Regions from separate parts of the Mus musculus genome. Here regions 2, 3, 4 and 5 are each linked to region 1. The links are chromatin loops, found by intact Hi-C in ENCODE. Cell type or tissue: left cerebral cortex. All regions are shown on one strand. Region 1 overlaps Slitrk1 (SLIT and NTRK-like family, member 1). Region 2 has its middle 70 kb from the start of Gm30157. Region 3 has its middle 92 kb from the start of Slitrk1. Region 4 overlaps Gm30216 (a long non-coding RNA gene). Region 5 has its middle 88 kb from the start of Gm30157.

What was found. Hi-C counts contacts between places; a loop is a spot of excess contacts. Peaks named below come from ENCODE experiments on the same cell type or tissue, not always from the same donor. Only the 100,000 strongest peaks of a DNase experiment are listed, where the experiment ranks them.
Region 2: a loop joins it to region 1, with 3 times the contacts of the local background. A loop is called at or near these places in 4 of 42 quality-filtered maps.
Region 3: it touches region 1 in a loop (2.5-fold over the local background); 2 of 42 quality-filtered maps call a loop at or near these places.
Region 4: it touches region 1 in a loop (4-fold over the local background); 2 of 42 quality-filtered maps call a loop at or near these places.
Region 5: it touches region 1 in a loop (2.4-fold over the local background); 5 of 42 quality-filtered maps call a loop at or near these places.

Annotation. Positions count from the first base shown.
Region 1 is chr14:108,907,419-108,912,418 of GRCm38, forward strand. Slitrk1 (SLIT and NTRK-like family, member 1) reads right to left here. Exons shown (of 1, transcript NM_199065.2): 1 at 2,570-5,000. The coding sequence ends at 3,769. Among named protein-coding and RNA genes, the nearest start is that of Slitrk1, 4.3 kb to the right of the region's middle. In left cerebral cortex, a CTCF peak has its summit at 2,334; DNase peaks (open chromatin) are centred at 2,092, 2,280, 3,552, 4,056 and 2 more places; H3K4me3 peaks cover 3,342 bases; H3K27ac peaks cover 2,327 bases.
Region 2 is chr14:108,788,932-108,793,931 of GRCm38, forward strand. No RefSeq gene overlaps it. Among named protein-coding and RNA genes, the nearest start is that of Gm30157, 70 kb to the left of the region's middle. In left cerebral cortex, no CTCF peak of the experiment used is centred here; a DNase peak (open chromatin) is centred at 2,561.
Region 3 is chr14:108,819,763-108,824,762 of GRCm38, forward strand. No RefSeq gene overlaps it. Among named protein-coding and RNA genes, the nearest start is that of Slitrk1, 92 kb to the right of the region's middle. In left cerebral cortex, no CTCF peak of the experiment used is centred here; a DNase peak (open chromatin) is centred at 1,944; H3K27ac peaks cover 267 bases.
Region 4 is chr14:109,357,447-109,362,446 of GRCm38, forward strand. All of the region lies in intron 1 of Gm30216 (a long non-coding RNA gene), which reads left to right. Among named protein-coding and RNA genes, the nearest start is that of Gm30216, 31 kb to the left of the region's middle. In left cerebral cortex, no CTCF peak of the experiment used is centred here; a DNase peak (open chromatin) is centred at 2,683; H3K27ac peaks cover 553 bases.
Region 5 is chr14:108,806,883-108,811,882 of GRCm38, forward strand. No RefSeq gene overlaps it. Among named protein-coding and RNA genes, the nearest start is that of Gm30157, 88 kb to the left of the region's middle. In left cerebral cortex, no CTCF peak of the experiment used is centred here; a DNase peak (open chromatin) is centred at 2,358.

The sequences.
Region 1 (5,000 bases):
GAAACTGTATTGGGTTAATGTTAAAAGTTATCCCAGCTTCTTCCAGTATAAACATGCAAACATATGAAGTATTTAATATCTATGGCAACAGCTTAACTTCTACCATGCTCATCACTATAGCAGCAACCAGAGTAACCTAAAATTTCTTTTAAACAATATATCATCCACATAAGATACTCTGGTTGGTTTTCTCTTCGTTCCTGTTTGTCACAATCCAAAGTCCTTTATCTCATCAGGATGAGGTAAAATATGACTTAACTAGAAACAGGATATTTACACTACGAATGGGAAAATTACACTCAAATGAACATTGTGTATAAAGAAACAGCAATAGATACAAAGCACTTCCAACAAAACATGTATATTATGTGTATTATATGTGCTCTATAAAAACATATACCAAACATATCTATGTAAATTAAATTGTGGTAGTGATGCTCTATTAAAGCCACTAAAGCACATTTACTCTTAAATTATTATTTATATAAAAGCACAGGACATCATTTCTCTGTAGGTTTTCATGTATAGTATTAATTATTAAGAATCTGGCAGCTTTGATAGGATGGGAATCAATGTAAGGATAATATATATTCAGTGGTATAAATTCGAATTCTATGATGCACTCATCTTTTTTATTTTATTTTTTTATTATTATTCTAAGGAAAAGAAGAACAAATTTACCTCAATCAAATCTGAGAAAAGGTACTTTTGTGGTAGATATCTAAAAAAGATAAAGGGCCCACCACAATTATAATTTGGAAGTTGCAACCTCATTCCCAATCTGTTTTATAGTAGCAAGTTTATAGCTTTGCATTTTAATAATCATTAAGAGGGTGGTATGATGAATGTTCCATATAAAATGAGGTTTTGAAATATGAAGGAAATTGAATTAAACAGCATCCTGCTTTTTACTGCATATAATTTAAGTTCCTTATACTGTTCGTTAGCCTCAGTGATCTCATCTTTATAATGGAAATAGCATCAGAAAGTCACCCTGTGATCTTGAAACTTAAATGAGTGTTTATCCAGCATGTCTGGCAACAAAAGACTCCAAAAGAAAATCATTAAAACTATTATTTTGACAATTTAGCTGCTTTAACTCGGTTTTACATACTAATTCCTGTTCATTTAAAGAAAAACTTGTTTCACTGTGTATGTTTCTATGACACATTCCTGTCCCTGACCTTCACTAATTATTGATCAGCTTTAAAACTTCAGTCAATATTACTCAATAAATGCCAACTTTCATGAGAGGCCTTTCTAAATCTGCCTTGTTTATTTTTTTCTTTTACTCTTTCTTAACATCAGAGGAGAGATGACCCATCCCCTTCTCCATTTTTTTCCACCATGAAAGAATCTGTTAGTTTCTTTTTTTTTTTTTACCAAAAATACCATTGAAATATTAAAGCTTTCATATAAAAAATAAATGGTAGGTAAATCACCAAGATCAATTGCCAGAGGACAGTCATCTTCCATTATCATTATGAAATGCAGCCCATAAGCAAAAGTATCAGGGAAAAAAGGTAATAGATGCCCTGAGGAACAGTCACTGTGTATAATAAAGATTTTATTTTAAAAGTGTTAAGATAAATAACACATACTCCACAACATCACTGTTCTGGGAAATCATTTCTTTTTAGAATATGAATTCTAACTGGCACATCTCGTTCCACCTGCTCCTGGGGGCTTTTACTGAGCTGGCTTTTAATTCTGCAGTTTCAGTCTGTGGCCTCCTGTCTTTGACATACTTCTTGAGACTGGATGTGTGGTGGAATGCAAAGACCATCAATATGTGTGGTTTGTAACCTAACTGCTGATGAAATAGAGTTGCTTAGAATTCCCTAGGGCATCTGATTCAGACCAGAATTACATTGGTCAGTAAAATTCAAATAGTTCACTGCTTTCCCTTGGTAATTACTGGGCCTTAACCAGAAATTGGTATGATAAGAGTGAAACACTTTTTTTAGGATAATGATTGATTTCCATAAAGATGAGTACTTCAACAATTTTCAGTATGTAGTTGCTGGGGCGGAGGGTGGGTGGCCACTAATTAGTTTTACCGTTTTCAGCAGATGTTGAATTCAAAATGCCAGCAGCATCTCAAACAGCAGTCATTAGGGCTGTCTTTCATGAAGGAGTGCTGACCAGTGAAATCTCCCTCTGTTTAATGAGACCGATCTAGACAGAGTCAATTAAATCAAATCTATCCTAACATCTCCAATCTATCTGCTGCAGTGTGGGCAGCAACACAAAAACAGCAGAGAGGGATTTCCAGTATTAATAAAGAGATTCGCTGCAGCATTAGGAGAGGGCCGAGGGAGGGCAGAGTTGTCTGGGTAGCATGGTACTTTATGGGCAGTGGAAAAGCAGTAAAGGCAAGGGGGCTGAGGAGGGGTGCTGGATGGGAGGTTGTGAGGAGAAAAGCTAGTGAATGATTAAACACTAAGGTGATTAAGGAGAGAGCCTTTCTTGAGCTCCGGAAGGGACCCACCCCTTCCCAACCTCCCCCCTCCCCCCTCCCATCCACCATGAATCCAAAGAGGAAGCTGGAAAAATGTAAGGACCCAGATTTGAAAACATTTTCACTTTAATACTGAAAAAATATGCCATTATAAAATCCTCGAATAGAATTAGTAAGTTTTCACGTGCTTCCTCGGTTCTTTGTTCCTACTTTATAAGTAAGACTTTTACCAGCACACAATTGCTACCATAGGGTCGCAGCCTAAGCACTAGAGTGACATTAATTGGTCATGCTTAACTGCCCCAGAATCTTTTTTTCTTAAATAATTACACTGGTACTATAATAGAAATCATGGGTACTTATTTTACATTCAGATGGAAGGCATTATTGGATATGTATAGAAAAATATTCCCCCTCAGAAACTAAAAGAAAATCAAACATCACCATCAAAATAAAAGAACCCAAAACAACCCTTAAAAACTTTGCTCAACAAAATACATTGTTAACTCATAAAATGGACCGATGACTTAGCCATGCAAATGTCTTAAATAAACCTTTACATTTTTTTTCACAGTAAACATACGCTCTGAACTGCCTACCAATCACAAATAAGGGCGAAATGGCACTTTCTGATTATACTGTATTTTGTTTATAGAAAGTTTGATACGATGGGACTTATCAGGTAAGAGGATGGGTGCTGTGACAGCGTCTCCAGTCGCAGTGGGGCGGGGCGGTAGAGGGGGGGCGGGGGGCAGAGTCCCTGGAGCGTGTGGATTCCATGCGAGCCATGCAGCACTTTTGTTTGTTTGTTTGTTCTTGTCAGGAGTCAAAGTTATTTATTTACAATACATTCATGCCTTCGTGCAACTGCCCATCCCTGCTTTACCAACAGGGAGCCATCTTCGGGCTATCCACAGGGGAAAAATAGATATCTATTTCTCTATATAGATGTGATATATGTATATATGTATAGAGCCACTGCAGCCAGCCCCAGGGGACCTTTGGCTCAGAGCGAGGGGGCTCAATTCTTCTGGCAGGCCCCATGCTGGGCTTTGAGTCAAAAGGAGCTCAGAGCAAAGAGCTAGCTCGCTGCACTCACAGGTCCACAGTCTGCTCTTTGTTTTCAGATGGGAGCTTAAGGGCCAGAGCCTCTGAGTTGAGTGAGTTCATAGTTATTTATTTACTCATGTCCATCGGTGCTTGTGACACGCTAGATCTGGGTCAATGTTCTCCCACTCCCCCCGCGATTCAGGCGGCAGGGGAGGATGGACGTCTTCCTGCACTCCTTCCCCTTTAGGGTCGGGGGCTTAGTCTGAAAGTGAGTGAGAGCCACAGTCATACACCCTATGGGACCCATCTGCATTGTAAGGCCCATTGTGCCAGTAGGAAGAGTCACAGACTGTCTGTAGGGAATTAATTTCGGACGCAGAGGAATTGGCATCCCTTCTCTTGGACCGCTTTCGGTTCCTCAGGATAAACACGAGCATGCCCACCACGGTGAAGGCGGAGGTGACGAACACCAGCAGCAGTCCCGGGACCAACACGGAGATGGACACCCTGCTGGTGTCTAGGTAGGAGTTGGAGTGTGTCCCGGTCTCCGCCAACCCAGTGCTGTTTTTACTGTGCGAAGTTAACGTGGGCGAGATCCTCGCATACAGCTGGGGGCAGATCTCCTCATTGGAGAGCAGCATGAAATCCTTCCTAAAGAAGTTCACCGGTGTCTCACACTTGAGGTCGCTCATCAGCACCTCGGAGCCCAGACGTTCTGCCCATTGCTTGAAAGGCACAATGGTGCAGGAGCACTCCCAGGGGTTGCCATGCAGGTCTATCTGGATGATGGAGGTTAACTGGTCCAGCACCCCTGCCACAGGGAGGTACATGAAGTAATTATTGTGCAGACTGAGCTTAGACAGGGAGACCCCAGCAAAGACGTCCACCGGTAGGGACCTCAGCAAGTTGTTGTTGAGAATAAGAATCCTCAGTTTCGGCATGGCATTGAAAGTACCAGGGAGAATGAGCTGAATCGCGTTGTACTCCACATTCAGATACTCCAGGTTCTGCAGCCCAGCAAATTTCTCCCGGGACAGAGTGTCCAGGTAGTTACTATCCATGTAGAGCCACCTGAGGTCCAAAAGGTTCTTGAAAGTGTTGTTCTCTATGTTTGCGATGTTGTTGTTGCCCAGATCCAACAGAATGAGGTTCTTGTAATCCACAAAGTGTGATTTTCGGATGCTATGGATCTTGTTATCTCGAAGGAAAAGCTCCTGCACGTTGGAAAGCTTAGGCTTCAAATCAGCCAAGCTGCTCACGTTCCGGTTGTTACAGTTCATCTTTAAGCCTGAGCCTGGGATGTGGTCACAGCTGCAGCCCCCGGGGCAGGGCAAGCCATGCACTGGGGGTTTGTTTCTGGCGCTCCCAGTTGCTATCGGTGGCGTGGGTTTGATTTTGAGCTGCCAGTTGCCCGGGATCTTTGTACCTCCATTTGGAACAGCCCCTGGGGTAGCATGCTCATCCTGCCCATTTGTCTTGAAAGGAGTTG
Region 2 (5,000 bases), 120 kb before region 1:
GACATCAGTGTCTAGTAATGTATCATGCATAAAAGAATCAATGGATGAGTTATTCAAACTTCCTTTAAGCCTAAGCTAAATAGCATTTATATAAAGTTCTTCCCTGAGATGGAGAATGTTACTCTTGTGATCCTATGTAGACTACTCTGTATATAAGATTTAATAAAATATATTGGCCCTCAAAATCAATACTTAGATTTAAAAAATTCTACTAAAAATATTACATTTATAAACAATTTATAAAAAATTATGGACAAAATTTCTCAAACTTGAACCATTCTTGATATTTCATACTATTAAACACCATTTAAGCCCCATATGAAATTTAATATTTGTCTACCTAATTATTTATTTATTTATCTGTCCATTATGTATTTATTTCTCTATCCTATGGAAAATACATGAACCAAATGAAAAACAATATGTTAATAAAATTCTGATTATGGAGCCAAGTAACAAAAAATGATTATGGAATAAATATTTATTCAAGCATATATAAACTTTTGAAAATACCTTGACATTGGGTGTTCAAAATGGTGGGAAAAGCAAGGTATCTCTGTTGTCCCAAACATCACTGATTCTTCTACTATCTATCTTTTGTGTATTTGAATATAGACATTTGGACAGCTTTGAAAAGTCTTAGGCCAAATGATTACTTAATAATCAATTTCCTTACTTTCCTTCTAAATGCAGCCAAAATGATCAGAATGTGGCTTTACTCTAGTGAAAAGAATGTGAACAAAAATTTACATCAATAAGTATTAACTAGGTAATAGAACTCTAAACAGTAACTGTTATTATCTAGCAGCCTTATTTATAATTTCCAGAAACTGGAAAGAATCCAGATGTTCTTCAGCAGAGGAATGAATACAGAAAATGTGGTACATCTACACAATGGAGTACAACTCAGCTATTAAAAACAATGAATTTATGAAATACTTAAGCAAATGGATGGAACTAGAAAATATCATCCTGAGTGAGGTAACCCAGTCACAAAAGAACACACGTGAGATATACTCACTGATAAGTGGATATTAGCCCCAAAGCTTGGAATACCCAAGATAAAATTCACAGACCACATGAAGCTCAAGAAGAAGGAAGACCAAAATGTGAATGCTTCAGTCCTTCTTAGAAGGGGGAACAAAATACTCACAGAAGAAAATACAGAGACAAATTGTGGAGAAGAGACTGAAGGAAAGACCATGAAGAGACTGGCCCACCTGGGGATCCATCCCATATATAGTCATCAAACACAGATACTATCATGGATGCCAAGAAGTGCTGGCAGACAGGAGGCTGATAGAGCTATCTCCTGAGAGGTTTTCCAGAACCTGACAAATGCAAATACTGGGCTGTGCATGAGGTCCCCAGTGGAGTATTTAGAGAAAGGACTAAAGGATTTGAAGGGATTTGCAACCCCTTAGCAAGAACAACAATATCAACCAACCAGACCCCCTAGAGCTCCCAGGGACTAAACCACCCACAAAACAGTACACATGGGGTGACCCATGGCTCCAGCCTCACATGGAGCAGAGAATGTCCTTGTTGGACATCAATGCAAGGAGAAGCCCTTGGTCCTGTGAAGGCTTGATGCCCCAGTGCAGGGGAATTCCAGGATGGAGAAGGGGGAATGGATGGGTATGGGAAACACCCTCAAAGAAGCAGGGTGAGAGGGGATATAATAGGGGGTTCTCAGAAGGGGAACCAGGAAAGGGGATAACATTTGAAATGCAAATAAAGAAAATTTCTAATAAAATATTTCAAAAGAGAACAAATATAAAGCATGCATTTCTACTCCTATCAACTTTGCATTCCTTGTGTGCCAACATTTAAAAAGTTAAAATGTAGTTCGTTGATTGTCTAATGTCATAGGAAAATTGATTATCTTCAACATTTAGACACAGTTAAAACATTCATTAGGCACATCCCCATTGTTTCCTTGACATTGTTTCTGAGAAGTTTCTAGTTCTCTTACAATTATCTCCTTTTACATCTTTTGGCACAGAAGAATGTTGTTAGTAAGGTCTAAGTGTCTTATAATGCACAGTAATTGTTGTTCTTAATAAAGGTCATTGTGTATTTAGGCAAAATAAACACAGTGATTTTTTTTCTGACATTTACTTTCTACTGAACAAAATCAAATAAACCTGCAAGTATCTTTTTGTAAATAAAATGACAAGATGGAGTGAATAGAATAGTATATTTGGAAATTAGGACATTCTATTTTAGATAGCCTTTTCAGGTTACTTGGAATATAAATTTCTTACATTACACTGAATCTTTCATCTTGACTCAACAAAATTCAGATCATTAAAGGAATGAAAACCTATGTTCTATTGCCGTTACTGTGTGAAGAGATTGTTAAATTGGTTGTTATCTTCCTGTAACTTGTCAAACACCCTCACTGTGTGTGCCATGCCACAATCAGAGGTTCCTGAACTCAGTGTGATGAAAAGGTTCCTTGTTTAAATAGGTATAAGAAACCTAAAGGATCCAAAGACAACTGCCAGTGGAGACACAACAAGAAATCAAAAGTGCTAATCTTCCTGGGCTAGATGCCAGCAGCTTACTCAGCCTCTGCTTGCAGTGTTAGTCCAGCCCCCATACGTGGGTGTAGGAAGCACAGTTTAGAATAAGTATCAGAGATAACAGGATTGTCCAAAACTTGGGCCAATTTTCCTCATTCAAAGAAAATGTCTGACCCTTTCTAGTCCCCTGGAATGCCAGGGGTGGGAAGTGATCAATCAACCTGGTGATTCTTTATTATTCTATTAGAAACTCCACCTTTCTCCTCCCCTGGCTCATTGTTAATTCCATAATCCTGTAACGAATAGAACACATCCCTATGAAAGAGGCACTGTGAATTTTACCTCCTCCTGCAATAGCATCTCTCCTTATTCTTCCATAGATTCTTCCTCTTGGTCCTAGTCATGAACTCATAGAATTCATTGTTACCATAAAGGTGATAGGATACAAGTTCTACTATGTTTAAATGTATAAGAGAAGTAAACCACTAGATTAGTCTCTGGGAAGATTTAACCAAGTGCTTCCAAAAGATGGCACTGACCTGAGTTTCATTCTATACTTCCAGCCATGTATGTGGCTTGCTTTGAGAAAAGCAGGGTCCCTGTAGATGAGGTATGGCTTTGTTTACTATTGAAGCAATCAAGCATGTGTCCCAATGGAATAATATCTGATTTCTATCAAATATTATTATTCCCATCTAAAAATGCAGTTACCAAGATCATTTCTACATATGCAGCATATTACTAAGGGGAAAAGACATACTTTGTATCCTAGACCCTATCAGGAAGGAAAAAACAAAGATGTTAGAACTTAGCACGAAAAGCCATACAAAGGAATCTGCAAAGTAACACAGATGCAGGAATGTGTCTATGAGCTTTGATCCTTCCCCCACATGACTTTGTAGGTTTTTCTATCTGAAAATTAGGAGTGCTTCATGACAAATGCTTTATCAGTAGACTCATATTCACTTTTACATTAAATAGTTCTGCAGCTAATTAAAAGGGTCACATCGACATGTGAAGCACATTATGTAATTAGACTAAAATCTTGCATAATTCTCTGGAAGACCTGGATAATTCATTAAGTGCATTTGAGGCCTATAATTAAATAATATTGCACAATAAAGGATGTTCTCATTGGGATGAACATAATATATTCATCCTGCATCCGAAGATTCATTAAATATATTAGTACATTAGTATGCACACAGTCGCTAGAATACCCTAGATAATATTGGGAAATATATCTACTGACACAACCAAGAATACAGTTCTTAGACATGGCTCATTTATATGTCCAGATGTTGATTTCTTGGTGCTCATAATCTTATTGGACTTTGCCATTTTCTAGACTATATTGACAGCCTCTGGGTGCCAATCCCATCATCTAGACTGCCTAGATATTGTTAGGGTCCATGATTCACCGAAGAGTGATACCCCAGACCCAAATAGTGTACAAGTACAAAGAATGTTTTATCCTGCAGAAGTCTAGCATGCTGGGGTCTCCCATTACCAAGATAGACAACCAAGTGAGCTTGCTGGCCTGATTTAAAGCACATTATGGACTTTCAGGATAGATGACCTTTATCTTGACCTATCTCTAAGGACATTCCACTACCTGTGCTTGGGGGCTGGAAATTGTGGCTGCAGAGCCTGGAAACTGTTGCTAAGGAAGTAGCTGAGGAAGTCTGGAAACTGCTGCTGACCTTATTGTCCTGGCCTCAGGCCAGCTTCTAAGACTTGTTTGGTCTTGCCCAGTTCTTGGAAACAGAGCTTTAGGGCTCATCTCCTGAACTGGCAATTTTAAGCCTAATAGGGAGTCAGCCTAGCCTTCTCAATATCAACACTCTTCTTCACTCGCTCCATCATGTTGTTACTTTACTTTTGGAGCAAGTCAGATTGAAAGAGTAAATTCCTGCAAAATGTGTCCTTTGCCTATACTTAATAGGGATATGTAAATTTTTGTTTAAAAGTGACAAACTCTGCATGAACTTAGCAAATGTGGGAAAATGGGGATTATTAATTTTGTTTGTATATATATAATTAACAAAAATATATCTATAAAGATGGGGACAAGAAGCAAGAAAAAAACATAATAACCTATCTGTTTAGAAGAGCTAGGAACGATGTTTCTGATGCCTCAGCAGCTGAGCTCAGTTTCAAATAGGATGTATTTTCATTTGAGAAATGATAAAAGATTCTGACTCATATTTAAGTCATATGATAAATTATGGAATTATTTTTCAATATATTTGTAAATTATTTCTGTCCAACAAAAAAGACAAACTAGGCCTATGCTTTTATTTCTTTTCTAACATTAATTACTTTTGTAAATCACTTGCTTTTTATTTGTCTTATTCTAAATATTTCCCTTTATAAACATATACAAAATGGTTACTAATAAAAAAGTTAAAACAATTTAAATAACATTTTATACATAAATATTATACAAAACTATATGTAAGTACTATGTGG
Region 3 (5,000 bases), 88 kb before region 1:
CATGTTACTCAGTGCCAACACTTAAGTGCACAGAATGCAAACTTCTGTCTCAACAGGGAGGAATAGGATATGATAAGGACATATGTAACCAAAGCGATATGAAAACCCAGTAATTCAAACACCAAATCCATACCTTATTGACCACCAAATCACTGTCCAGCAGGACCCAACCTGCACATTGTGTTTGTTTTCACTGGTTTGCACACTGACTCAAGATTTAAAAGCTGAGCTGCAACTTCCTCATCTTTCATCTTAGTTCTTTGTTATTCTCATAACATCTTCACTTGACCAGTTGTATGAATTAAAAATCATGGATATTGTTCCTTGCTTTCTTTTATGGCATCTTTCTACCATGTTTTTCTACAATGTTAGCCCCATATTTACCATTTTAGATATGTAAAAACCATAACATGGACTTCATCATATATATATATGTAAAGAAGTGTCATTACCTCTATAAGGAATTCATAAGTAAGATTTGAATAAACATCCAACAACTGAGTTTAGTTCAAGGCTCCAGTGAACTGAAACACATCTTAATGGCTTATGAAATTGTATAATTGAAGATATCTAGAGATTTCTTTAGAAAATGAATTTTATAGTTAAGTATAGTTAGGACACAATGACCTTTCACCCAATTAATTAATTATGTATCATATCATTTAAACATAGCCAGTCATAAGTATCTTGTGCTTTTGTAATGGTGGGTGCTGGGGAGAATTGGTAGGTAAACTACTTTATTGCATGCATGAATATCTGATTTTATCTATCCAGCACCCATATAAAATTACTTGACACTGCAGTGTGCCTCTGGCCTCAGTACTGAGGGATAATGACAGAAGCTTACCAAAGTGGTAAGCTCCAGATTCATTGAGAAATCCTGCTTAAAAAATTAGGGTGAAAAGAAATAGAAGAGAGCACCCTATATTGGCTTCCACCCTCCAATACCTGCATGCATATACCCAGCATCACTCACTACACACACACACTCACTACACACACACACACACACACACACACACACACACACACACAGAGAGAGAGAGAGAGAGAGACTACTTATAATAATAAAAATAATGTTAGTAGATAAATTATTAGACGATATGAATCTACTACAGTGTAATTATATTCTTACCAGTTTTGATTGAAAATGATAATTATATTTATTATCTGTACTTTATAAATTAATATTTATCAAAACCTGCTTAGGCTACAAAAATACATGGAAATGCTTCTTAAACTTTTACTTTATCTTTTTTCATATCATTATTTTGTTTTAGTTTGTATATGTGTGAGTGGTTGTCCACAGTGGTGCCAAGAGTTCTCAGATCCCTTGGAGCTGAAGTTACAGAGAGATGGTAAACTGCTGACCTGGGTGCTGGAAACAAACTCCTGTTCTCTGAAAGAGCATCAGAATATCTTAACTGACATGCTATCTCTTCATCTCCCAAATGATGCACTCTCATCAGTGGGTTGTAATTTGTGCTTTAAATGTAGGCTCCCTTAAAATTGTTTTCTCATCTTCTTATTATGAAGTATTGTCATCTCATTTTGGTGAAAACTGATGTCTTATTTTGGTCTCTGAAGCATGTATTTTAAATTGTTCACAATAATGTGGTCTAGTTATATCTGTCTACTTTATGCATATAATGGCAGTAGCTTTGGAAAATTCAGCATGATTTTATATTGTACTGCTTCTTGTAACAAACAAAACAATGTATTACACAGTTTTAGAAAATCATCTAAATTAGTCTTAATCTAAAGTTAATTTCCTGGCTTAGAAAACATGAGGAATATATACGTATAATCATCTGAGCTAACACTCAACCAGTAATCGCCCCAGCTACCTCCGTCTTGAGATTCTTCTTGTGATATTTAAACCTTGTCCTGCCTTTAAAAAGCAAAAATGACTAATGTGTCTGCCACTACAGAATATTTTTAATTCTATTTTGTCCTGTGCCCATATGACATTAAAAATGCCCCCTCATATCTCTCATTTACCACATTCTACTCCTACAAGTACAGTCTACTTGCCAGCTTAGCTTTATGTAATTGTGCTAAACTTGAAAAGGAACGAGCACAGGCATACATACACAAAAAACATAGATAGACAAGCTTCTATACATACTTAATCATGCATAGACACATAAACATATATATATAAATAAACATATATAATAACGCATAACAAAATGTTCAAATCTAAATTAGTAATAACACATTACTATATAATGCAAATGAAGTGCATTTCTGAATTGCAAATGTGATCTATTTTAATATCTAGAGACTGATAAATAGGGCACAGATATTAAAGGAGAAGCAGAATATAAAGGGTAGATTTTAACAGGAAAAGAGGGAGAGTATTGCAGAATGAGAATTTAACAACACTAAGCATGTTAAAAAAAGAAAATATAATTTTATAAGCTTACTCAAGACTATATAGATTGTATGTTACGTATCCTTTACATCTATACATATCACTCAAATATAAATATATATGTACATTTGCTAGAGATAGATAGATAGATAGATAGATAGATAGATAGATAGATAAATAGATATTGAAGCTGTGCCTCTCTGCTGATAATGTTCCTCTACCACAAAGAGCCATAGAATTTATAAAACCCCTCAATGCCAGGCAAAGTAGACGTATTTTCATATGTTGGCTAGGGAAATTTAACAGACTATCAAATTAATACAGATTGTTGACATTGCTCTTGGTTGCCTCCTAGAACTTGAAGATAAGACTCCTTACTGACTATAAAATCCTCTTTTTTATTATTTATTTTTATTCTTTAATTCTTTTTTACAACCCAATCTTTATCCCCTTCCTGGTTTGCCTCAGACTGCTCCCTGTCCCATACCTTCTTCCATTCCTTCACCTGTCTCCATGAAGATGTCCATACTCCTCCAAACCCCATCCCCACCCCAGCAGACCTCCCCACTCCCTGGGGCCTCAAGTCTCTCAAGGGGAATCTTCTATCACTGAGGCCAGACCAGGCAGTCAGTCCTCTGATGTATATGTGATGGGGGCCTCACATCAGTTGGTGTACGCTCCCTGGTTGATGGCTCAGTGTCTGATATATCTCAAGGGTCCAGGTCACTTTAGACTGCTGGTCTTCCCATGGGGCCACCCCTCTCTTCAACTTCTTCCAGCTTTTCCCCAAATCAACTACAGGGGTCCCCAGCTTCTGTCCAGTGGTTGGTTGCTAGTATCTGCATCTGACTCAGGTGATTGTTTGGCCTTTCAGAGGTAGCCATGCCAAGCTCCTGTCTGCAAACTTACCACAGTCATCAGTAACAGTATCAGGGCCCCGGGGCCTCCTCTTGAGCTGGATTCCAATTTGGGCCTGTCACTGGACCTCCTTTCTCTTATGCTCTCTATTTTTTCCTCTGTAGTTCCTTGATACAGGAACAATTCTGGGTCAGAGCTTTTGACTGTGGGATGGCAACCCCATCCCTCATTGATGCCCTGTCTTCCTCCTGGAGATGGGCCCTACAAGCTCCCTCTCTCCACTGTAGTGTATTTCATCTAAGGTCCCTCTCTTTGAGGCCTGAGTGTCTCTCATGCCCCTGGTCTCTGGTACATTCTAGAAGGTCCCCCTACCTCCTACCTTCCAAGGCTGTCTGCTTCCAATCTAGTGGAATAAAATGGGAATCTCTCTAGACGGGTCCTCTTTGAGGACTACCTGGTGCTAAGAAAATTACTAAAAAAGAAGAATAAAGAACAGGCCTAATATCTAGCTCTGAGGGCTAGAAAAAATGACCACCATCCTGAAAATATATCTCTCCTCCCCCCAGTAATTTATTTATTTACTTTACTTTACATCTAGATTGCACCACTTCTCCTCTTGAAAATCTCCTTCCCCGCTTTCCATCCCTGTCTCTCCTTAATATCTAAGAAGAGGGAGGTTCCTCCCAGGATCCCAACTCGTCCTGGCATCTCAAGTCACTGCAAATCTAAGTACAAACTTTCCCACTGAAAGCAGACAAGACAGCCCAGTTGCTATTGGAAAAGTAGAACCCTGTTACCAGGAACCTTTCACCAGACAAATTAGGAGACTGGATTTAATAGGCAGGCAATGAAGCCAGAGTAAGCTCCAGGCTCCAATTGTTTGGAGACCCTCCTGAAGTCCAAACTGCACATCTGCTACATCTGTGTAGAGGACCTAGGTCCAGCTTGTGTACACTCTTTAGTTGGTGGTTCCATCTCTGAGAGTCCCAAGTGTTCAGGTTAGTATGTTAATGTATTTCTAAGAGTGAAATATCAACACTTCTAGTTTGGGGCTAATCAAAAGTTATCTAATTGTACATAAGGCCCACACAATAACTGAATGTCAATGACACCTATGTCATTGACACCTAGTATGTGGTTAATCACCTAGTATCACCTAGTATGTGGTTAATGGCTTGTCTATACTGGTTTTTGTAGTTATGTCTGATTGTCTAAGTTGCTGTGTCTGATGTATTGGTGTCTGTTACTTACCTGTACCTCTCCTCAACACAGTCTTTGCCCTTAATTAATTCAACAAGATAGAAAAAAATGTATAGAGAGAAATTAGGGACTTTTTGCAGAAAATTTTAAAGTAGTTTTACAAGAGAATTTACTTTACTTACACAAGTTAACCAAGAATAGCACTCAAGACTGCAGAGAGCTATTACCAGCCTATATGGAAATATAGCTTCCAATATTATAGTAGGTATTTGTTTTATTTAATTTTCCTTCCAAAAATTTTGGCTACTTTCAGAAAATAATTATAACAACACATACATTAGTCTAGATTAATGGTATGGAAGATTACATAATTTAACATTAAAGTTATGTGTATTAGTAAGGTTCACTCTGACCATGTTGATACACCATGGCCAAATGCAATTTGAGGAGAAAGTGTTTACCTGGCTTAGATTTCCATGTCACTGTCTATCCCAGAAGGAAATCAAGGAAGGAACTTAAGCAGGAGCTGATGCAGATGGCATGAAAGATTTCTGCTTACTGTCTT
Region 4 (5,000 bases), 450 kb after region 1:
GTTTCTGTTTTAAAGGAAACTTTGAGTGAGGTATTGACTGGTATTCAATTTTAAGAGCCTATGTGGTAGCACAGAATCAGGTGAGAAGGAATACTCATGGAAAGATGACCCAGATCAGGTAAACTTGTTGGTAGCTTGATTGGAGTAACTGAGTTGAAAGGACCCACCTATTGTGTGTAGGATCACACCTTAGTCAAGGTGTCCTAGGTTGAATGGGTGGAGAAAGAGAGTTGCATAGAAGTATTTGATGAATGCGTTGATTTATTGGTGTGTGCCCTTGACTCAAGAAGTAGAATCGCTAGTTCTTTCAAGCTTTTGCAAATTTCACTTTTCTGTAATGATGAGACTGTCACGGAGAACTGTAAGCCCTTAACTTCCTTTGATATGGTATTTTATTAGAGAAACAAGAAACCAAAGTACAAGGAGGAGGGGCTGCTGGGTACTTAAGTTAATGCCATGCACATGTTAGACAAGTGCATTTTCATTGATCTATGGTTTCAGCTCTTGGAATAATTTTTAATTTAATATCTAATCTTAAAAAGTATAATTACATAACGCTTTTCAAAATGTACATGCATTTTTAAATATGCTGTATCCTATACTTATAACAATAGGAAATAAAATATGCTACAAATCAAACGGTATGCATTCATACAACTTTTCTTAGTTTTCCAGAATTATAGTTACAACACTGAGAGTTGTTTAGTGTACCAATTACTGGGTAGCCTGTCATTATGAAATAAGGGACATTTATTACCTGTCTGAGGATTCAACTTTTGTCTGACTTGTGCCCTATAAATATCTCATTATTATATTCATGGGAGATACCCAAATGATAGCAGCCATGAGATGAATCATTCCATGTGAGAAAAAAGTTTTGGGAATTTTAAATTAGATCTTGTAACTTATAATTATTTCTAATTTTAATTTTAAGGTACTTTATGTAAAACTTAGACAGTCATTGTTAGGATTGATAATTAAGAAAAAGAAAAAAAAAACTTCACAGGTTAAGATGTTCTTTTGACTGATTTACAATATTCATTATGAGTATAAAGAAATGTCCTGTGTTCAAATGTATCAATTTTCTATGTATTTGTCAAGCATTTCTTGACTATAAACTTTATTTCTTCCAAGGATTATTTAACTAAAAAGGAGTATTAACTGTCATTTGGGTATCGATGGGGTTTATAATATAAAAAGGTTTTATTTTGGTACTCATGTTTGATGTATTTGTGTTTACTTACTCTCTTCAAAGGAATGTTTCAAGAGCAGACAAGTGAGATGCAATTATCTGGTTTCTATTGTTGATATGACAAGCAATTAACATGAACTTTATTGGTCTAATATTTCAAACACTGAGGCAAGAAAACAGCTTCATTTTTGAAACATCAAATACTGCAATACTGCACCTAATTTAACAATTGTAGAATTGGAACAAAATATTATATATATATATATATATATATATATATATTTCTATACTATAAACATCTCTTTATATAGTCACAACATCTATGTGACACAAAGCATTAGATCCTTTAGTGTTCTAATTACTTTACTAACAAACTCAACATTTAACGTCATTTCATTTACATTTCCTTTTCCTCTAAATGTCAAATATGCTTCAAAGTTTACCGTGTGGCAATCACTCCATAATCATTTGAGCATCCCTTCTCAGAAACTAACAAATATATGACCTTAAACTCTTTAGCACTCATCAATTTTCTCAGTCATGTTACTTGCTAATAAAGTCCTTATTCAAACCCTATTCATAGTCTGCTTTTTCCTAAAGACCCAAATATGGGCTTATTTTCTACATGTAACTGAGACATCCATTCACCCACTAACCACATTTTACTTCTGAAATCCAATTGCTTACTTGATTTTTTTTTTGGGGGGGGGTTGTCTAACTTTTAACTCACTGGTCTTTGTTTGTTTTATATTTAAAGCATTAAATGTACTTTATTGTCATAGAAGCTATATGGTGTCAGTGTCTTACCTGTGCTTACTACTAACAAAGTGCTTGTGCAAATAAGGGCTCATAAGCCCTCTCTAAATACCTTAGCCTAAGTAGTATTACTTTAGTAATGATGAAAATGCCCACCAATTTTCCTCAACTTTGATGCTTTTGTTTCCCTAATCAATGCAAATTCATTTTACCATTAGCCAATTAGTGCACAGTGATCAATATAGATTTAATTGAAGTTAAAAAAAGAAACTAGGAAAATAAAAATAACTGCACTTAATATTAAGTCATTTTTAATATTCTTAAGAGCTCTTCATCACCAATTCCCTTTTACTTCAATAAGCAAAGATACCTTGTTTGATGCAAATTGCAGTGTATCCATAAACTTTCATAACTGTGTGTTTTCATTTGATAGTAAAATTAGGCTAAAATCTTCTGCGCTTTGTATATAAATAACAATACATCAGCCTTATGAAAATTAGTAATGAAAATTGATTTTACAGAGAATGATCTGAATTTTATGCATGTCATTCTAACTGGGCTAATGAAATGGCTCTGGTTGCCAGGAGCATTTCAGTCTGGCTATCTGGAGTGCAGCATTTAACATGAGTTTCCAGAAATAAAAGCATTCATTTGCACTTCTAGACAGAAAATGTGGGTGTCTACAGACTGCCGTACAGAGCCAGAGAAACCCAATTGGACAATAAGAACCTGTAAAGTAACTCTCCAGATGGCTGAGCTGCTGTTCCTTCACGTGGAACTGCAACACCCTACTTTTAGGTGATGGCACGTCTGCCTGTTTATGAAGATTTACAAGAAAAGTTTAGAATCGAAAGAACTCTGTTCAGCTATGCCAGTGTTCATTATTCATCATAAGATTTTTTAGGTATGGAATTTATCATACACCTGATGTTAGATATACATGTTTTGTTTTTAAATAACAGAGTAAATGTAAATATACTTTTGTCCAAGCAGTAACAAATAACTGATGGCACATGAACACAAATTTACCAGTGGATACTATGATTATAAATCTTAGTAATCTATTGAGTCAATACTCATTTTTTCTTTAAAAAGGAAGGAACTGAAGAAACTCCCCTCGAACTTGGCATGATAGAATTAATTGAATGTCATTACAGTTTTTATAAAAATGAATAATTATCATACAAATGTTGTTCTCTGAACCTGCTGTGATATGTCAGCACAAGCTTCTGGATGGATACGATCGGGATGGGGTTACACGGATGTGTATAATTACTGCTTTGCTTGAATACAAGTCAACTATTTCTTTTAGGTTAATTAGGATATTTAACAAGTTCAATCTTTTCTAATTTCATTTACTTATTTATCCATTTATTCATTTTCTCTCTACCAGATTATAAGGATTTCTGCAAGAATCTCTTCAATTGCCAACTCCAAAACCCTGTGAACTCTCACTTATTTTGGCATTGACAGATATGAATATTTTTAAACAAATGACTACATTAAATCTGCTTTTCAAAAATGCTCTATCAAATGCAGATGCATTTTATTAACAAGACTGATAAGTTCAATACTGTACCTTACAGAGCAACTTGACTTGTCATGATACTACATCTTAGGTGGTTGCAAAATCAAAACCAGGGCCTCCTACAGTTTGAAAGCCATAAACTCCTGAAGTCTTCAATCTGAATTGATTTTTAGGTTGTGCAAGGAATGGTTCCATAAATAACCTGTTAATAATTATTATATATAGTTAGACAGTATTTCCTTTAGTTACTGTTCACTGTTAAAAGAGCCAATCAGTTTAAATGTGAGATTTTTCTGGGTCTGAAAGTTTTGCGCATCAGGAATGAAAGAAATGTTCTCATGAGTAACTCTTTTTTTTTTTTTAAATATTTTATTAGGTATTTTCCTCATTTACATTTTCAATGCTATCCCAACAGTCCCCCAACCCCTCCCCCAATCCCATACCTACCAACTCCCACTTTTTGGCCCTGGCATTCCCCTGTACTGGGGCATATAAAGTTTGCAAGTCTAATGGGCCTCTCTTTGCAGTAATGGCCAACTAGGCCATCTTTTGATACATATGCAGCTAGAGTCAAGAGCCCCGGGGTACTGGTTAGTTCATATTGTTGTTCCACCTATAGGGTTGCAGATCCCTTTAGCTCCTTGGGTATTTTCTCTAGCTCCTCCATTGGGGGCCCTGTGATCCATGCAAAAGCTGACTGTGAGCATCCACGTCTTGTTTGCTAGGCTCCAGCATAGTCTCACAAGAGACAGCTACATCTGGGTCCTTTCAGCAAAATCTTGCTAGTGTATGCAATGGTGTCAGCGTTTGGAGGCTGATTATGGGATGGATCCCTGGATATGGCAGTCTCTAGATGGTCCATCCTTTCCTCTCAGCTCCAAACTTTGTCTCTGTTACTCCTTCCATGGGTGTTTTGTTCCCAATTCTAAGAAGGGGCAAAATGTCCACACTTTGGTCTTCTTTCTTCTAGAGTTTCACATGTTTAGCAAATTGTATCTTATATCTTGGGTATCCTAGGTTTTGGGCTAATATCCACTTATCAGTGAGTACATATTGTGCGAGTTCCTTTGTGATTGGGTTACCTAACTCAGGATGATACCCTCCAGGTCCATTCATTTGCCTAGGAATTTCATAAATTCATTCTTTTTAATAGCTGAGTAGTACACCATTGTGTAAATGTACCACATTTTCTGTATCCATTCCTCTGTTGAGGGGCATCTGCGTCTTTTCAGCTTCTGGCTATTATAAATAAGGCTGCTATGAACATAGTGGAGCATGTGTCCTTCTTACTCTCACTGGACACATACAGGGCCCTTAGTTGTATGAAGTTAGTGGAAGGTTGACCTGCTATGCCTAGTCATATTTTATCTCCCTCAAGGAAATTGATATAAGCTTATGTGGACTTTTCATGGGCTCTGGTTTCTCCAAGCTCTATCACTCAGGTGGTTAATTTGTGTGTTTGTGTGTGTGTGTGTGTGTGTGTGTGTGTGTGTGCGTGTGTGTGTATGTATATGGTGAGGAAAT
Region 5 (5,000 bases), 100 kb before region 1:
TATATTTAAGATTTTTAATTTTCAATCATAATTGACATACAACTTACATAATATGCATTTATATATAACATATATGTGCATCTATTCAGATGTATATATTCATAATATTCAAAGACATATTTATTTCACAGTATAGGTTAAGCTTAAACACTTCTACTTAATTACAATTGTTGAATTTTTGAAGGAAAACACTTCAGATTATTGTGTTGTTAAAAGACATTAAGTACATTTCCACTCAGGCTTAAAAATATGTGTTGCTTTCAGGGACTTAACTAGTTTCCAGGATCTAGAGGAACCCTAATCTGAGAAATTATTGATGGCTATGTGTACATTCAGATGGAGGAAATAAGGCTCAGATTTTCACTCTTTTTTCTATTATTGTAACTAACCTATAGTAATTTATATCAACTCAAGGTAAATGATTTAGTTTTTCATTTTAAAAAGTATAAGGAACATGCATAACTTGTGTAAATGTACGAATAGTTTTAAAAAATCTCTTTCAATCTTTATTCTTCAATATTTTCTCTAATTCGTTATGAGAAATTTCAATAGTAGATAAATTTAATGTTTCTTGTTTTTTTAAATATATATATCTAATTTGAAGAAAACATATTTCTTAGTTTCTGGGACAGATAATTAAACTTCTTTTTCTTTAAAACAGTGTACTTATTTGTCCTTATTGATACGTTTGTTTTGTATTATAGGAGAGTTTTTATTGCATTCAACCTATTTAATGTATTTAGAAAACATATTAATTATAAACTGTTGCTGGTAGATCCTTAGGGTTTCAGTATGTGTGTGAACAAGTTTTCAGCAGAGATTAGTCTCCTCATCTCTTCTGATTTAAATGTTATTTTATTTTTTTCTGATGTTCTAATTAAAGTTTTGCTGAATCCTGATTTTCCTAAATATTTTAGAGGAAAACTTCTGTAATAAAACTTGCTATCATATTAGTTGCTGGCTTTTGTATATTGATTACATTTAACTAATGTTTCTCTGTATATCTTATCTGTTGAGCCGTTTCAAGATGAAAGGTTGATAAATTCTAACAAATGGCATTTTCATGTTGCTAGAATTATCATGTAATTTTGCTCTCCATTCAGGCAAATTGAAAAACACTGCGTGTCAGACTTTTAGAAATAAATCATCACAGTCTTCCTACTACTCATGGAGATTAGCAAATACAATACAGAACACATCATAATACCAATGGCATTCTTTACAGAATGGACAACCACTGCTATAATCTCCAGAGAACCACAAAAGACCACTGTATCCAAAATGGTCTTGTACTAATGCAAAAAGAAGCAAAGATTTCCTTATGGTATCTGACTTTGAGATGTACTGCAATGCTGCAGCCATCAAAACACCAGGGTATTGCTCTAAAAATAGAAACACACCTCCATGGAATAGAACAGAATAACTTAGTCATCTTCATACATCTGTAATTACCTGATTTTTCAACAAAGATATTAAGAAATCCATGGTGGAATATCAATTCTGCCAGTACTCAAGAGTCCAAGATGGGAAAATAATCAATGCCAAGCCTGAGCAGCATGCAATGATGGCAATATTATCTTGAAGAGCAGAAGAGCCAACCATCCAACCAACCAACCAACCAACCAACTAATCAAACAACCATGAGGGCATCAAGAAAAGAATAGCCAGTATTATCACAAAATCATACAGGAAATATCATATATGTAATTGGAAATTAATTCAATGATGTGCCTCCACTGGTTACAAAATAAATCTTACAGTTTGATCTGAAACAATCTTGCAAAATATCTTTTTCCCCCTTATTACATGAATAATTCTTTTATTTTAAATAAGACAAACACCTTTGAGTGCTTTAAGGAATAAAGGAGGTATGCTCAGTTGTAGAAGAGTTCTGTCTATAGAGTTATGGACTCTAAAGGCAGACACTCTTCTGGATTCAAGAAAGAGCTAGAATTAGGAGCTATGACGCTATCAGTAAACATTTTCACTTGGTCCTACATTGTAGCTTTTGCGCTTAGAGTATCTTTCTCCTCTCCTTAGTCATATTCAGCTCTTGAGCTTACGTATTGTAGATTCCATCACTCTTATTGACTTTCAGACCAACAGTTCCTGTTCTCAGTTGTGAATTCCAGCAGGTGATAATCTAATCTGCTCGACTGAGTCTAGGGAGTAATCAACTGGACAACCAAGTGAAGGGTGACAGCAACTGCCAGCTACCATTGTTTTAAGTACAGTACATGTTCTCAAGAAAAGATCCTGCCAGCTCATTTTCTGGGCAGACACTCCACAATCCATCCACTGCATCTCCATGATGAGTCTACTGAACAGTTGCCAATCCTGCAAATATTAGAGCAGCCCGATGTCTTCAGCAGAAGTAGAATGATGTCCTGGACTTCCAATGTTTGGACGATCCAGGCTGCATTGAGCATGCTCAAGAGTCCAGGCATTAGGGTGGTTGCTTCCAGAGAATGGGCACTAGGCTACAGACATATCTTGTAAATATCCTCATCTTGTCCTATTCACCAAAACATCAGCCATATTCTTCTCACAGGCATCTTAAAGATGTCCTCAGGCAGATGGAAGACTGAAGGCAGAGTGTTTGGCTCCATTAAATGCTCACACAGTCTTTCCATCTTTCACCCAAGGCAAATAGTATTTCCACATTGAGAAATTGTGTGGTGCTCTTATTGATAGAATCACACCATCAAGTTCTATGGGTAACAAACAGCAATGGCAGTAGCCTGTATTGTCCGGTGGGAATCTGGGACTCCCTGACAAACAACTTGAAGGCCAGTATTCCACCCCTGGCACTGGAATTTTGTTGAATAAGCCATGGCTTCTAGGAAGAACCTTACACTATTCCCAGTGTCCATAACTCCAATTAAGTTTTGTTTTAAATTGTATTTCTAAGAAGCATATAAATTACTAGATTTCCATATGGTTTTGTCTATATATTTGGTATTCATTATTTTTCCTCTTACCCCTACTGTACTGTACACGAACATTCAAATCCACATTTAACACCCACTTCCACACTTACCCCTTTTCCATTATTCCCCTTTCCCCCTCCAGAATCTTTTCTACTATTCTATGCCCCACCCCTTTAGGCTCTTTCTTCCCTGCCTGTTCCCTTTTTAGTGTCCTGGATTCTGCAGACCCTCTCCATTTTTTAATTGAAACATCTGTCCAGGCAAAATGTATCCATCTGCCCACTAAAACAGCATAAAGTACACATACAGACCTTGCAATGTATGAGGAGGATATTTGAAGACCACTTTAAAGCTTTTCTTATAATGCCTCTTTATTTAGCAAAATGTCCACTTAACCATGTGTACACATGGCATTTTCCATGGACTTTCTGCTGGAGATGACCTAGCACTCCCAAATAATGCAACTATAAGAGCTGGCCCTAGTAGTTCTTATAAGATTAGAGTCACCCAAAGTACAAAGAGGTTACCTCTGGCACTGAATTGTACCTGCTAGCCAGCTACCACAACCCTAGATAACTTTGCATTTCATCCAATAAGATACTGTTACTATGACATACTTCAGCTACTGATAAAGGAGTTGCAAAATATCTTATATATCAGCTCTGATGAATTTCTGTAAGGCATTCGGCTTCTGAGGTACCCAGTTTCATTGACACACCCACTTATTCTCTGAATCCTCACCTTCCTGCTCTGCTTTCTGTCGAGCATACATTAAGTCTGCATTCTCATCTGTGCCTGTCCACCACAATGTTTATGTCTTGTCTTAGGCCAGATGCTGATGAAGCCAGCAATCCCAAGTCTGAAACACATGTGTACAAATGCCTGAATAAACATTTCATCCTTTGAGTTGATGTTTCTAGGCAAGATTGCTATAGTGATTAAAAGTTAATCCACAAACAAGAAATTCATAAAACTATTAGGAGAGATGCCTAAAGACAATGGAATTGGCTACATGATATGTATTTTATCCCAAGACCCTAGCAATGACATACATATACAAGATAAGTGATATTACATGAGGCAAGAGTTGTATACAGAATACAGTTTCCTGAATGAATACATAAGCTTCAGAATGTTTACATAAATATAAGAAAGAGTATAGTATTTATGAGGTTATATTTGGGTTTCTAATAATCTCAACAAGGCTAACAGCCAATAATGACAATAACCATTTTATTAAAGGGTGCTGATGGGAAAAATTAACATTTATGAGAAGAAAAACGAGTGATTAACAAATAAATTAAACTCATCAGCAGCACAAATCATCAAGGAAATGGAAACAAAATCACACTGAGATATCACACTGTAGCAAAAAAAAACCAAAGTAATAATTATGGTTGTTACCAAAACACGAGGGAGAACATATTCTGCCAAGGATGTGGCCAATAGTCACTGCAGACTTTGGGGGGCAATAGACATACAGACAACCATTGCAAAAAAAACAGTATATGATTCCTCAAAATGCTGAAATGATGACACCCTCCTGTCCTGAGAAGCCTGTGTCCGTGTTAAAGCCATCACATTCATCTTCTCTTATTTTTTATTCCTTGTTTAACATCCATCTATATTCAAACATTTTTAATGGTCTCCAACTTTGCTTTAAAAGAAAGAAAAGTTTAAAAATAAAAGTCCAAGATGACCCAGCAAATTCATTCCCAAAAGAAATGTAAAATCAATGTGCTGATTTCATCTTTGTGCTGTTTTGCTGCAGTATTATTCTCAATGGTTAAGGAACAACTGATTACGCTGAGATCTCAGGACTAAGTCATACATAACACATATATCCAATTGAATGCCTTAGTATCATAGAGTGAACTACACAATTTTATCTGAAGCAATTTGAATGGTTTAGAGGTCACAAAGTGAAATAAGCCAGGCACGGGACATTAAACACTGCCGTACATCACTCAAACATGGAATGTAAAAGCTAAAACCTCCATAGAAGTGAAATATAGAGAAAAAAACGACAATTAAAAATTGATTAGTGAGTCCACAGGATAATGATAATAG